Linked DNA regions of Homo sapiens: region 1 is linked to region 2. The links are chromatin loops, found by intact Hi-C in ENCODE. Cell type or tissue: HepG2. All regions are shown on one strand. Links, peaks and the distances in the headings refer to the core of each region. The heading gives the core; the rest is flanking DNA.

What was found. Peaks named below come from ENCODE experiments on the same cell type or tissue, not always from the same donor. Only the 100,000 strongest peaks of a DNase experiment are listed, where the experiment ranks them.
Region 1: it touches region 2 in a loop (19-fold over the local background); 2 of 110 quality-filtered maps call a loop at or near these places.

Annotation. Positions count from the first base shown.
Region 1 is chr16:89,392,279-89,399,463 of GRCh38, forward strand. All of the region lies in intron 2 of ANKRD11 (ankyrin repeat domain containing 11), which reads right to left. All of the region lies in intron 1 of LOC128462377, which reads right to left. Among named protein-coding and RNA genes, the nearest start is that of ANKRD11, 95 kb to the right of the region's middle. RefSeq lists an enhancer at 2,656-3,594. In HepG2, for the core only: no CTCF peak of the experiment used is centred there; DNase peaks (open chromatin) are centred at 1,803 and 3,103.
Region 2 is chr16:89,243,549-89,251,022 of GRCh38, forward strand. LOC124903766 reads left to right here and starts at 3,830. Exons shown (of 3, transcript XM_047435040.1): 1 at 3,830-3,914; 2 at 4,049-4,454; 3 at 4,577-5,395. The coding sequence starts at 3,830. The coding sequence ends at 5,111. RefSeq lists a silencer at 3,608-4,357. In HepG2, for the core only: a CTCF peak has its summit at 3,353; DNase peaks (open chromatin) are centred at 3,093 and 3,903; H3K4me3 peaks cover 1,991 bases.

The DNA.
Region 1 (7,185 bases), core at 995-5,994, 150 kb after region 2:
TTTACGTTCAAGTGCTATTTCTTTACGGCACCAGGGAGCAAGCATTTCAAACACACTGATGGCCCATTCCTGAAGGATCACAAGAAGCTAAAATTCATTACCTGTATAAGGGAGTTTAAGTTAGATTTTCACCCTTTTCATGTTTTCTTACATTTTCTACAATGGGTAAACGATGGAAATAAGAAAAACAATGTTTATGTTTTGAAAATGTCTCAATGGGTCTGCCAGTTCATGTTTTCCATGAGCAGCACTGTGATGCCACGCTGAGATGCTCCAGGGTCCATGCAGTTCAAGAACATGGTCGTGATGTGTTGAAGCAGACCTGTCTTGGTTGTCCCTCAGATCCCAGCTACAGAAGTTAACGATCAACTCAGCATCTGTAATGCACTTCGGATGTCAGCCTACAAGAGCAGACCCAATCAACATGGTTGAGTTCACAGACAACGGTATCTAGGATGTCCGGCACACCCAGAACCTGCACTTAAGCAAACTCGTGGATAGGAAGTCCCCCAAGGCTGCTTTTCTCTAAACACTAGGTTAGGAAAAAAGAAAACTGGGAATACATTTAACCGACTCCATCAACTACATAAGAAAGCACCTTTGAGAGTGAACTTGTGTCTAATCACCACCTTGGGACCTGCCTGCATCTGAAATGAGTGAGTGATCTACAGTCACCAAGGCCCTTTCTGTTTCCCCAAAAATTCCTTTTCTAAACTCCAGCCTATTTCTTCACATTCTACTTCTTATTCAAGGCCTATGCAAATGCTAACCCTCAGTGGAGCCTCCGGCAAGCCCAGTCCCCAGGAAACACGGTCTCCCTCCCTCTTCTTCACCTGCATACCTTCTCTCACAGGAGCCTCTGGAAGTCTCCCTCAGGACCTGGCACCTTCTTGCTACATCATAAATACCTTGAGAGCACGACGCCAGCCTCATTCACCTGTTCCCACAGGTGACATGGCTCCCACCCTGGGACCAAGAGAGTCCACTGTACACATTAAACTTTAGTTTCCTCTTTTTTTTACTTTTTTTATTTTTATTTTTTTTTTTTTTGAGACGGAGGCTTGCTCTGTAGTGCGAGACCACTCAGGCAGGTGGAGTACAGTGGCGCAATATTGGCTCACTGCAACCTCTGCCTCCTGAGTTCAAGCAATTCTCCCACCTCAGTCCCCCATGTAGCTGGGATTACAGGCGTGTGCCACCATATCCAGCTGCTTTTTTTTTTTTTTTTTTGTATTTTTAATAAATAGAGACGGGGTTTCACCATGTTGCCCAGGCTGGTCTCGAACTCCCGACCTCAGAGTGATTTGCCCGCCTCAGCCTCCCAAAGTGGTGGGATTACAGGAGGAAGCCACTGCGCCCGGCCTAGTTTCCTCTTAGGTGGAGTAATCACGTCCACCTCAGAGGATTTGTAAGGGTTAGAAGGGGAAGCAGCCGGGCCGATGGAAACATGCAGGAACTATCCCAGCTGGGCCTATTGCCCTTCATTCTGGAATCTGGCAGAGCTCTGCATGGCATCTCGCATGAAACAGGCTCTAAGTATTTAATGAATAGGAGGAGACATGTCAGACAGTGGGAATAATCATGCTGATCTGCATGAGGAAAATGTGTCAAAAAACAAAAGCCAAAAAGTCACGAAGAAAGTGCTTGTAATAGAGACTAGTTTACTTGTGAGGGCTACGAATAAGTGAAGCTCAAACCACTAGGTGCCAAACATGAAAGTGGGTTCCCAGACCCCAGTGTTTGCTGACTGCAACACAGCGGTGCCTGCAGCTCACAGGGTGCTCCTCCCCGCCTCCCTAGCCCTCCTGGAGACTCCACCCATCACAGTCCCAGGTTCCAGGCAGGCTTCCCAGGCCACTCAGCTGCTGCAAGCACAATGTCCTCCTGAGGTCAACGGGCAGGTGGCAGGAGCCTCTGACCTGCTTCCCTCCACGACATGGGCACGTTCTGGGACTGCAGTTCCACAGTGGTCTCCCATGTCCCTGGAAAGCAGCCGTCCGCCTCTCCTCCACACCTGCCACACTGCTCTCACTCATCAGGAAACTTCTCATCAGAAAAACAGCTCGTGGGCCAGGCACAGTGGCTCCCGCCCGTAATCCCAGCACTTTGGGAGGCCAAGGCGGGCAGATCACCTGAGGTCGGGAGTTCAAGACCAGACTGGCCAACATGGTGAAACCCTGTCTCTATTAAAATACAAAAATTAGCTGTGCGTGGTGGCAGGCACCTGTAATCCCAGCTACTCGGGAGGCTGAGGCAGGAGAATCGCTTGAACCCAGGAGGCGGAGGTTGCAGTGAGCCAGTATCGCACCACTGCACTCCAGCCTGGGCGACAAAAGCAAAACTCTGTCTCCAAAAAAAAAAAAACAAACAACCTTTTGTGGAAAAACGAGTGTATTTTCCACTCCTCGTCTCAATAAAACCTGCGAAGACTGCTTTCATATACAGGAGTCGTGTTTTATGACAAAGGCTCCATCAAGGATGCTGTAAAATTACACACAGCCATCTCCATAATATATGGCCCCGAGAGTTACACACATGAGGTTATTGAGTTATTTTTCAAACGTCCAGACTCCTCATTTCCAATTAAGGCAGGTTGGCTGTAGCACTGTTGGAAAGCCTAAAGCTTTGTTTGCAGCCAATTCAGAGGCGACAGTTTTTCCAAGGCTACTTAGAGCTGATGAGAGAACCCCCTGTTAAAAAGATCTCCAAACCAGCAAATACATCACGGTATGATTTTAAGTCACTGCAATCCAGATCATCTTAAAAGTTCTGCAGGATTTGGAAAAACAAAGACAAATTATTAAACCAAGTGACCAGGCTGAAGCACAGGACAAGATGAAAGAGGGCCAAGAACAGGCAACACCACCACTCAAACGATCCAAGAGACTCCTGGTCTAAAAAGTTAGAGGCTTGGTCAATTTTAAGGCAGCGTCTTAACAGAAAGAATTATGCAAGCCAAGTAAACTGGCTGAGCCCCAGGGAAGGGCTGCGTACTGCCAGAGGAATGGGCTGGACTCTTTCCAGCTCCGTAATCCTGGGAGCAGCGTCGGTGTGGAAGGAACCCTGACGGCAAGCTGTTACATAAGAGCCCAGTCCTGCACTGCGGGGACATGGTCCGCTTGCTACTGGCATGCAAAGATCAAAGAGAGGAGACAGCGCTGGGATGCCAGCCCACGGCTGGGACACGTGCTGCTTCTGTGAGCATGCGCCCAGGAACAGACGCACAGACCCACCCGAACGGGGAACCGAATCTTACTTGTCCATGAGAATCCCAGGAGGGGACCAATGGGCCATCACATTGGAACCCTCTGAAACTGCACACACATTTGCAAGCATAGGTATCAGGGGAGGTAAGTGATACAGACTCTTCTAAGGGTGTGAAATGTTTGAAAAGTTGTCAATAAGCACACAGACTGACCTGATTCATTCAACAACATTTTCTCACCCAGCACACAGACTGAATAGCTTGGTACACTTGCTTCCCAGGTGTAAAACTACCTGCTTAATAACAATGCCTTCTCAGCTGGGTGACACCGCACTGATGAGCCAGTTCACTGGAGGACTGCTGGGGTGGTGCGGCAAGACTGTTTCAACGCACTACGTCCCGAGCACGCAGCATTCATCTTGTGCATATCCTTCATGACAAAACAAGTATGCACAAAGCACTGCTGCCGCACACCAGACACAGCGGCCTCTGGACAGGAAGCACCAATCTTCAGTCAAAGAATGACCGACCGACATGCAAACTCTGGTTGTTCGGACATGAGTACTGGCAGATCATTTCTAAAAAATGAAGGAAAGACAGCTGCAAGTTCAGCCAGAACACCTCAACAACTTGTTGTCAATGTGAAAATTCAAGCTTTCAAAGATAAGAATTTTGGAAAACTCCAAGAGCAGACAGCTTCTGAAGAACTAAAAGTCTCCCTGGAAGAGACAGGTGCTGCTTTCTGATGTAGTAAAATCAAGTGGATCCACGTCGGGAGATGCACACGAGTCCCGGGCACCCAATCGGCCCTTGGGTGCACACTGTGTGCTGACCTGGGTCACCTCCAGATGTGGACACACAGGCACACTCCCACACACACGCGACGGAGCCGCACTCGCCGCAAGAGAGACCAAAGGGAAGCCCTGAGACTCCCCTGCTGCTGGAAACGCTCACAGCACAAACACCTGCTGGGTTTTGGTGTCGTATCAATGAAAATCTCCATAATTATATCAAAAAGCTATTTATTAAAAATATGCTTCCATTTTCCCACTAGATTTTTTTTTTGTATACTTCAACTAGAACAACATATTTACCACAGACTGATGCAGGAACAGCGAGGAGAACCCTGCTGTCTTCTATGAAGCCACACATTAATGGGGTTTGTACAATTTTAAGGAAATGCTCCTCTAATTGCTATTTGTTGTTGTTGCTGTTGTTTTTGGGACGGAGTTTTACTCTGTCGCCCAGGCTGGAGTGCAATGGCGCCATCTTGGCTCACTGCAACCTCCGCCTCCCAGGTTCACGCCGTTCTCCTGCCTCAGCCTCCCGAGTAGCTGGGACTACAGGTGTCCACCACCACACCCGGCTAATTTTTATATTTTTAGTAAAGACGGGGTTTCACCATGTTGGTCAGGCTGGTCTCAAACTCCTGACCTCAGGTGATCCAGCTGCCTCGGTTTCCCAGAGCACTGGTGGGATTATAGGCATGAGCCAGGGGACTTGACCAGATCACTAATTTTTTATACTGGAAAATACAGGATTTTTTTTTTTTTAAAGAATGTGCTGCTTATATGCAATGGGCTTATTATTCCTGTTGTTAATTGGAATTGGTATACAGACATTTTCCAATCCTTCAGGTTTCAACTGGCAAATGCCAGCAGACATACCCACAGAGCCAGAGCTCCTCAGGCTCCTCCACGTCCAACGGCGTCTCACAGTCCTGAGGATGAGGACCTGGGTGAGGGGAGCACGGGAGACACAGCCATCAAGGCATCCACCTCCAGGACAGACACCAGCCAAGAACCCCCTCAGGGCAAGGCCTCTCACAAGTCCAACTCCACGGATTCCACCGTAAGTGCTGTCAACTGGATGCGCATTTACAAAATCTGAGTTTTCTCAAAGAAGCTGAAGCTTTCCGTGTCCTCAGTGATTCTGGACTCCCAGCGCCGTACCACTCCCTGCCAGCCACACAGGGGGACCCACAGGAAGCAGGCCTTCCCCGTGGCGGGCCTTGCTGCTATCCGCGCTCCTTTCTGTGCAGTCGTCCCTGACGGGGAAGGGTTGAGCCCAGCCAAGTGGATCCCTGGCTGCAGGACAAAGGTGTGCATGGCAAGGGGCCCACCTGCCTCAGGCTGAGGCATAAACTTTCCCTTTTCACTCAGGAAGGGTAAGACACAGTTCCCAGTTTTACAGTGTGCTTTTGTGGATGCTGACCCGGTACTGCTCTTGGAATGTCAAGATGAAGATGATGCAGAAGCCTCTCCTCTGAGCATCTTCTGATTGACAGGCAAGGGACTGGAGTGGAGCCCTTGGCAGCAGGCGGTGGCCAGGGACAAGCGGCCCGTGCCACGTCTCCCAGCTAGCTCACCACCAGCACACAAACCTTCGTCCTGGGCATGGGACTCTCCATCCCTGGTCAAAGCAGGTGCCTCGGGTGGCAACACAGGACCCTCAGACACTGATCTCCTGTTGTTGAATCGGTGCAATATTCACCCACCAAAAACAACCACAAAGCGCCTGTCACCAGTGACAATGTAGCACTGTCTATGTGAATAAAATTAAATTGTGTTTGGAGAATCTGGTGACGCTGTGAAACAGCTGAAGATTACCTGTAACCTCAGCGCTCTGGGAGGCTGACAAGAGGGACACTGTGAAACAGCTGAAGACTACCTGTGACCTCAGCACTCTGGGAGGCTGACATGAGGGACACTGTGAAACAGCTGAAGATTACCTGTGACCTCAGCACTCTGGGAGGCTGACATGAGGGACACTGTGAAACAGGTGAAGATTACCTGTGACCTCAGCACTCTGGGAGGCTGACATGAGGGACACTGTGAAACAGCTGAAGACTACCTGTGACCTCAGCACTCTAGGAGGCTGACATGAGGGACGCTGTGAAACAGATGAAGATTACCTGTGATCTCAGCACTCTGGGAGGCTGACAAGAGGGACACTGTGAAACAGCTGAAGATTACCTGTAACCTCAGCACTCTGGAAGGCTGACATGAGGACTGCTTGAGCCCAGGAGTGTGAGACCAGCCTGGGCAACACAGGGAGACCCCATCTCTTAAAAAAAATTTTTTTTTAACAAAACAATAAAAAAACAAAAATAGCTGGGTGTGTTGGCACCTGCCTGTGGTTTCAGATACTCAGGGGGCTGAGGCAGGAGGAAGGTTTGAGCCCGGGAGGTTGAGGCTGCAGTGAGCTATATGACTGTGCCACTGCACTCCAGCCTCAGTGACAGAGAGAGATTGTGTGTCCAAAAAAAAAAATCCCAATACACTGTTAGTGTCTCAAGCCCAGGTTAGAAATTACTCGTCTAGTCTCTGACAGAAAAATCAGGTGGGCTAAGCAAAGGTGCTTTCTGGCCCAGGAGTACAGATGCAGTGGCAGGCACATGGCTCAGCTGGCTGTGCACAGCCACCCAGGATCCTGGGGCAGTCTCTGGACAAGGCCTCAAAGACCCCAGACAGACTCCCATCATCCCTCTCTCCCATCAGCATCATCAGTTTTTTAAAATTGTTAACAAGCTCCATGCTCTGTGAGACGCAGTTTCCAAGCAAGGCATTTTCAGTGTTGCCTCAACAGAAACTGCATCATCCCTGAACACTGACCTCCTGTCACAGCCCAGGTGGCTCCGAACACGGAGCAGGAGCATGATGACACAGCACGAGTCCACGCAAGGACACCTCCTCATCAAGACAAGTCAGAGGCAGAACCGAGTTCAGGGGCCAGTGGCTGGCTTTGTTTATTCTTCATTTATCCGTAAGAGAAGCCCAGAGAGACAACTACAAGTGACCCAAGACACTCATAGGTGAGTGGATTAAACACCCGGCGTCCATCCAGACAACAGAATATTACCAGGCCCTGAAAAGACAAAAAAGGACCATAGACGCATGCTGCTGAGTGAAAGCAGCCCGTCTCCAAGGACTACACGCTGTACGGTTCCGACTCTGACATCCAGGAAAGGGCAAAACCGT
Region 2 (7,474 bases), core at 1,163-6,162:
GCTCCTGAGATCTTAACGGGAAGCTGCTGATCACCAGCTTCAGCTGTTGTCTATCTGTTAGGAGGCTGTCTTTCCCTGGCGCTGGCTGTGACCAATTATTACTTTAGAGACAGTTAACAACTACCTGACCATCACCTCATGGTGGCCAGCACACCTGTTGTGTGTGTGTGGTGGTGGGGAGCCCTCTCCTGCCCTGCTCATACCCCCTAGCTACCCACACTAACATTTCCCCCCGCAGGAGGCCAAGACCCCAGTTCTTGAGGGAAATGGACAAAGGTCAGTCTTCTGTAACTGCTGTCTGCTGACAGAGGGGCAGCGGTGGTGGTTCTGTGAGTATTGGCCTCTTGCTGTCAGGGCACGGTTGGCTCCATGGGTTAGTGAAAGTGGTGGCCAGCCAGGGAGCGGTATCCAGGGAGACGGGCAGGATTGTGCCTCTGTCCTGTCCCCCTGATGGGCAGTCCAGGGGTCCCCTGTAGAAGGGTGGCTCTTGAATATTGAGAGGACCTATCTCTCACTGAGGACCACCTGGAGATTGATGACCTGAAGGCAAGAGGAGACAAATCAGGTTATTAGATTTAGAAGAATGTTTGTCTGGGCACGGTGGCTCATGCCTGTAATTTCAGCGCTTTGAGAGGTCGAGGTGAGCAGATCACCTGAGGGACAGGAGTTCAAGACTAGCCTGGGCAACGTGGTGAAACTCCATCTCTACTAAAAACACAGAAAAAAAATTAGATAGGCCTGATGGCACGTGCCTGTAATCCCAGCTACTTGGGAGGCTGAGGCATGAGAATCTTGAACCTGGGAGGCGAAGGTTGCAGTGAGCTGAGATCAGGCCATTGCACTCCAGCCTGGGCGACAGAGGAGGACTTCTTTAAACAAACAAGGCCGGGCACCGCAGCTCACTCCTCAGCACTTCGGGAGGCCAAGGCAGGCGGATCACGAGGTCAGGAGTTGGAGACCAGCCTGGCCAACATGGTGAAATCCTGTCTCTACTAAAAATGCAAAAATTAACCGGGCGTGGTGGTGCATGCCTGTAATCCAGCTACTCGGGAAGCTGAGGCGGGAGAATTACTTGAACCTGGGAGACAGAGGTTGCAGTGACCCCGCCATTGCACTCCAGCCTGGGCGAGACTCAGTCTCAAAAAAAAAAGATTTAGGTAGCTTCGCCCGGCTGGCAGACATGTATGGGCACCCGTGAGGGTCGGAGCAAAGGGCCAGATGGGACCACCGCTGGCTTCACCAAAGTGCCACAGGATCCACCTCCTATTCTAAGGGACCCCAGGGATACCCACGTCCTCGGTGGTGTCATAGACACAGCCCACACACCACCCAGCTAAGGGCCATAGCCATGACGCAGGCCTAAGAAATGAACCCCAGCACCTGCGGCCGCACCCTCCCTGTCCTGCCCATTTCAAGAGGGACTTGGGCAGCGGCTGGAGAACTGTGCTCAGTGGCATTTCCCGGCGAGGTGCTTGACCCTTGGCCTCAGCTCTGCGCCTCCCCATGCCCTTTCCAGTTCCTGGCTCTTTTTATCCAGCTTAATCTACTGCTGGGGGCCGTGCTATCCCTGAGTTTTTACTTTAAAATCTAACGTTTTGAACATATGTGTGTATGTATCTTTATAATAGGATGATTTACATTCCTTTGGGTATATACCCAGTAATGGGATTGCTGGGTCAGATGGCACTTCTGATTCTAAATCTTTAAGTAATCGCCACACTGTCTGCCACTATGGTTGAACTAATTTACACTCCCACCAACAGTGTAAAAGTGTTCCTTTTTCTCCACAACCTTGCCAGCCTATGTTGTTACTTTGCTTCTTTTTTTTTTTTCTTTTGTTTTGAGACAGTCTCACTCTGTCGCCAGGCTGGAGTGCAGTGATGCGATCTCGGCTCACTGCAACCTCTGCTTCCCGGGTTCAAGCGATTCTCCCGCCTCAGCCTCCCAAGGAGCTGGGATTACTGGCATGCGCCACCATGCCCGGCTAATTTTTTTGTGTTTTTGATAGAGACGGGGTTTCACCATGTTGGCCAGGTTGGTCTTGAGCCCCTGACCTCAAGTGATCTGCCCTCTTCTGCCTCCCAAAGTGCTGGGATTACAGGCGTGAGCCACTGCGCCCAGCCCATCTGTTGTTTCTTGACTTTTTTTTTTTTTTTTTTGAGACGGAGTCTTGGCTCTGTCGCCCAGGCTGGAGTGCATGATGCCATCTTGGATCACTGCAGCCTCAGCCTCCCAGGTTCAAGCAATTCTACTGCTTCAGTGGGGTCCCGAGTAGCTGGAATTTCAGGCACCTGCCACCACGCCCGGCTAACTTTTGTATTTTTAGTAGAGATGGGGTTTCGCCATGTTGGCCAGGCTGGTCTCAAACTCCTGACCTCAGGTGATCCACCCGCCTTGGCTTCCCAAAGTGCTAGGATTACAGGCATGAGCCACCATGCCTGGCCTGTTTCTTGGCATTTGAAAAATTGCCATTCTGACTGGCGTGAGATGGTATCTCACTGTGGATTTGATTTGCATTTCTCTAATGATCAGTGATGTTGAACTTTTTTTCATAGGTTTATTGGCTGCATGTATGTCTTCTTTTGAGGAGTGTCTGTTCACGTCCTTTGCCCACTTAAAAAATTTTTTTTTGTAAATTTGTAAGTTCCTTGTAGATTCTGGATATTAGACCTTTTTCAGATGTATAGACTGCACAAATTTTCTCCCATTCTGTAGGTCTCTGGTTAGCTCTGATGATAGTTTCTTTTGCTGTGCAAAAGTTTAATTAGATCTTTAGTTTAATGAGATCCTATTGGTCATTTTTTGCTTTTGTTGCAATTGCTTTTTGTGATTTGATCATTGCAGCACTATTCACAATAGCAAAGACATGGAATTGACCCCAGGGTCCATCATGATAGACTGGATAAAGAAAATGTGTTACATGTACATATACACCATGGAATACTATGCAGCCATAAAAAAGAAGCGAGATCATGTCCTTTGCAGGCACATGGGTGGAGCTGCAAGCCATTATCCTCAGCAAACTAACGCAGGAACAGGAAAGTAAACACGGCATGTTCTCACTTATAAGTGGGAGCTGAACAACATGAGCACATGGACACAGGGAGGGGAACAAAGCACACTCGGGCCTGTTGGGGGAGGGCGGGGGCAGGAGGGCATTAAGAAAAATAGCTAATGCATGTCCGGCTTCATACCTACGTGACGGGTTGATAGGTGCAGCAAACCACCATGGCACACGTTTACCTATGCAACAAGCCTGCACATCCTGCACGTGTACCCCAGATATTAAAAAAAATAAATACATCCGACGTTTCGTGAAAGCTGACTGGGCATTAGTGGATCCAAGCACCAAACAGGACGGCAGGTGGAGACGTGGGACAGAGGCGGGTGGAGAGAGAAGCCGGCGGGATCCAAGGCCCCAGGGCAGGCCCTGGCAGCGATGTGGCAGCCCCTCTGCAGTTTCCACGCTGGTAGTCGTGAAGTAAATTCTAGGCCCTGCTCCCCAACCGGCGCGGGCCGCCCTCGCCTTCAGCTCCAATGCTGCTGCGCCCCAGGCCGCCCCGCTCCTGGCAGGCCCCAGCCTCTGACTCAGCCCCCCGCCTAGCCCCTGAGAGCAGCCTCTCCGCGGGACTGGCCTGTGCGCGCGCGTCTGCGGCACCGTCGGACCAGGGGCCGCCCCCGAGCGGGGAGCCCAGGAGGACGGCCAGGTGGCCTGAGGCAGAGGCGCCAGGGAGGATGGAGAAGGGACACCCAGGGCCTAGGCGGGGTGGGGGCAGGGAGGGCGGCGGGACAGCAAGGAAGTGGGTGCACCTGGGTGACCCAGCTGCGCATGAGCGGGCAGGGGCTCGGGGCGCGCGGACTCCAGGCGCTGGACTGCGGCGTGGAGCAGCGCTGGGGAAACCGCGCCGGGTTCAGCGAGGATTGCTGGGCGGGGCGCGCGAGGAGCGAAGCTGGCCGGGGGCGGGGCCTGAGTCGTGTCGGGGCGGGGCCTAGACCCGGGCTGGCCGTGGTGGGCGGGGCCTGAGTCGTGAAGGGGCGGGCCTTGCAGGGGCGGGGCCTCGAGGGGCGGAGCTTGCGGTGACCAGCGAGGGGGCGGGGCTTAGAGCCACTAAGAAGCGGGACCCAGTGAGGGCTAAACGTGGGGCGCCGGGGGCGTGGCGCGGGGCGCAGGTGCACGCAGGTTGGCCGCGGGCGCGCGGGGTCCGGCGGGAGTCCCGGGGTGGTCCCCGCGTGGGGCCGGGGGCGTCCGCGCGGGCGGGGCGAGGTCGGGGAGGGCAGCTGCCCGCCCTCCTCGGCACTGGGAGCTTTCGGCTGGTACTGCGGGAGGAGCTCCCGGGTGACCCGCGGGTTCTGAAACCGCCGCTCGGGAGCTCGGGGCCTGCGCGGCGTCTACGGGGCGAGCGAGGGAGAACTGACGCCTTTCGCTCGGATCCTTCTCCCCTTCCGAGAACCAGGTAGGTCGCGTTTATTTTCAAGTCCGACTGTTTTCGCGGTAACATTTGTGAGAAACATCACGGTGGATCCTGTGGGTCGCTGAGTTTTCTGACTCCCGGTTTGTCTTATTTTGCTTTGTCAGTGGGCTCTGCGCTCGCGTTAACAATTCGAATGGGCACGTTTCTGAGTTTAAGAACGCTGTTCGCTTCCTCACACTTAGATTGAGGTGGAACTCACGTCACATAAACCGGGTCGCAAGGCTCAGCTCAGCGGGGCCCCCCCACAGTGTTGCGGGACCAGCACCTTCTCGAGCTCCGGAACAGCTTCTACCCGCGCAGAGCCCGGCCCGTCGGCGGCCGCTCTCCGCGCCCCTCCCGGGCCCTGCAGCCCCCGCCCTGCTCCGCGGAGCAGCCTGTTCTGACCTCCGTTCCATGGAGCCCTACGTGCTGTGGCTTCTGTGTTCCGGCGCCTTTCGCTTAGAATCGCGTCTTAAAGGTTCGTCCGCGGTGGAGCGGGGATCAGGCCCGTGTTCCTTTTCAGGAGTGAATAATATTCCCTGGTATGGAGACTGCGCTGAGATAGGACCTGGGCCACCCCCTCTGATTATTTCCCGCCCACCCCTTCACTGGCGCCAGCCCCACGGAGACCTCGCAGGTGCCGTGAGAAAGTGGAGATGAGCAGAGTCTGGACGCATGCGCGGGGCCGGGAGGTGCCGGCCGCAGCCTGCGCCGTCTCCTAATGCGGAAATCTGCACCCAGGGCGGAACTCGCCGGTGTCTTCCGCGCGCGCACTGCACGTGTCGGCATCCTTTCTAGTGCGCCTGCGCAGCCAGCACCGCCTGCACCTGCGCTGACGCTCGCTGACAGCAGTACCCTCCTGGGAAGCCACGCAGGACCCGTCTTCGGGAGCCCGAGAGCCTCCTTCCCGGGCGCCAGTCTTAATAAACTTTGTATGTGTGTGATGGAGCCTCGCTCTTTTGCCCAGGCTCACTGCAAACTCCGCCTCTCGGGTTCAGGCAATTCTCCCGCCTCAGCCTCCCTAGTAGCCGGGACTACAGGTGCCCGCCACCACATCCTGCAAATTTTTTTTTTTTTTTTTTTTGGTAGAGATGGGGTTTCACCATGTTGCCCAAGCTGGTCTCGAACTCCTGACCTCAGGTGATCCGCCCGCGTTGGCCTCCCAAAGTGCTGGGATTACAGGCATGAGCACCACGCCGGCCTTAATAGACGTTATCTGGGAGAAGTTTGTCGGGCCTCTTGTCGGTTTCTGTTGCTTGGCAAGGTAAGAACCTGCAGCAGTAACAGCATGGAGACTGATTTCGCTTGTCCCTTTCTCTCTGGATGGACGCGTGGGTGGTTTCCACTCTGCCTTCTCTGAGGGTGCCACGAGGAACATTGAGTTCCTATTTTCAGTTCTTTAGGGTATAAACCTACGGTTCAAATCAGGAGGTCCTATGGTAATTCTGTGTTTAAATCTTTGTACCCTTTACTTTTTCTTTTAAAGTACTTTTAAATTTTAATATTTTAAATGATGGAAAAATATACATAACATAAAACCTACCATTTAAACCATTTTTAGCTGAACAATTCAGTGGCATTGAACTTACGTAACCATCATGGTGGTCTATTTCCAAATTTTTTCTTCCCAAAAAGAAAGCACGAGGCCGGGCGCGGTGGCTCACTCCTGTAATCCCAGCACTTTGGAAGGCCGAGGTGGGCGGATCACGAGGTCAGGAGATCGAGACCATCCTGGCTAACATGGTGAAACCCCATCTCTACTAAAAATACAAAAAATTAGCCGCGTGTGGTGGTGGGCGCCTGTAGTCCCAGCTACTCGGTAGGCTGAGGCAGGAGAATGGTGTGAACCAGGGAGGCGGAGCTTGCAGTGAGCCAAGATCACGTCACTGCGCTCCAGTCTGGGAAACAGAGCAAGACTCTGTCTCAAAAAAAAAAAAAAAAAAAAAAAAAGCATGCATTTAAGCAGTAACTCCCCATTCCCCCCATGCACCCACTCCTGGTTAACCTCTCTTCTCTCTGTCTCTGAACTTGCCTCCTGTGAAGACCTTGTGTAAGTGGAATATTGCAATATTTGTCCTTCGCCTAGCCTCATGTTCTCAAGGTTCATTCATCTGTGTTGCAGCCTCTTTCCATAATTGGTTCCATTTTATGAATATTGAAACTGGCCCAATTGTCCCATAGAAGTGATGTTTATGGTTTCTTTTAAATAAACCTAGAAATTGGCCCTCTGAATCTTAGAACTTGAGAAAGTTACATTTGTCCTATCTGAGTTCCTTTCTCAGGAAACCAACCACTGGGCCTCCAGATCGCACCAAGAAGCTGAAATCCACCAGATCACAGCATCTGGACAATGAGATGAGAGACACCTCACCCTTCATGATTGCCCAGCTGGCCACCTGCTCCCATTGACCAGCTCTTCCTTACCCTCCCTAATTCCCATTTTCTCACACACAGATGCATTTCTTCCCTGCTAAAAACCCCTAATTTTAGGTGGTTGAGGTCATGGGGTGACTCTGAGTAACAGTCAGAGGAACCTCCAAATGGGTTTCCGAGGTGGCTGCTCTTTACATTCCCATGAGCAGTACAGGGGGCGCGGTTTCCCCACAGCCTTGCCGTCGCTTACCTCTCATTTTCAGTGATTTTATTTGAGAAACATACATTCACCCGTCCAAACCCAAGGAATAGACTCGGAGACTTGAGGAACAGGCGGAGCTCGCAGTGAGCCGAGATCGCACCTCTGCACTCCAGGAGGCTGAGGCAGGAGAATGGCGTGAACCCGGGAGGCGGAGCTTGCAGTGAGTCAAGATCCCACCTCTGCACTCCAGCCTGAGCAACAGAGCGAGACTCCGTCTCAAAAAAAAAAAAAAAAAAAAAAGGACCATTTAAAATGTTTTCTTACATTTTATTGTAGTAAAATACATGTAACATAAAACTTATTATGTAAGCGATTTTAAGTGTGCAGTTCAGTGGTATTAAATACATAATATGTCATCTTGTGCAACTATCAACCCCGTCTCCTTTTT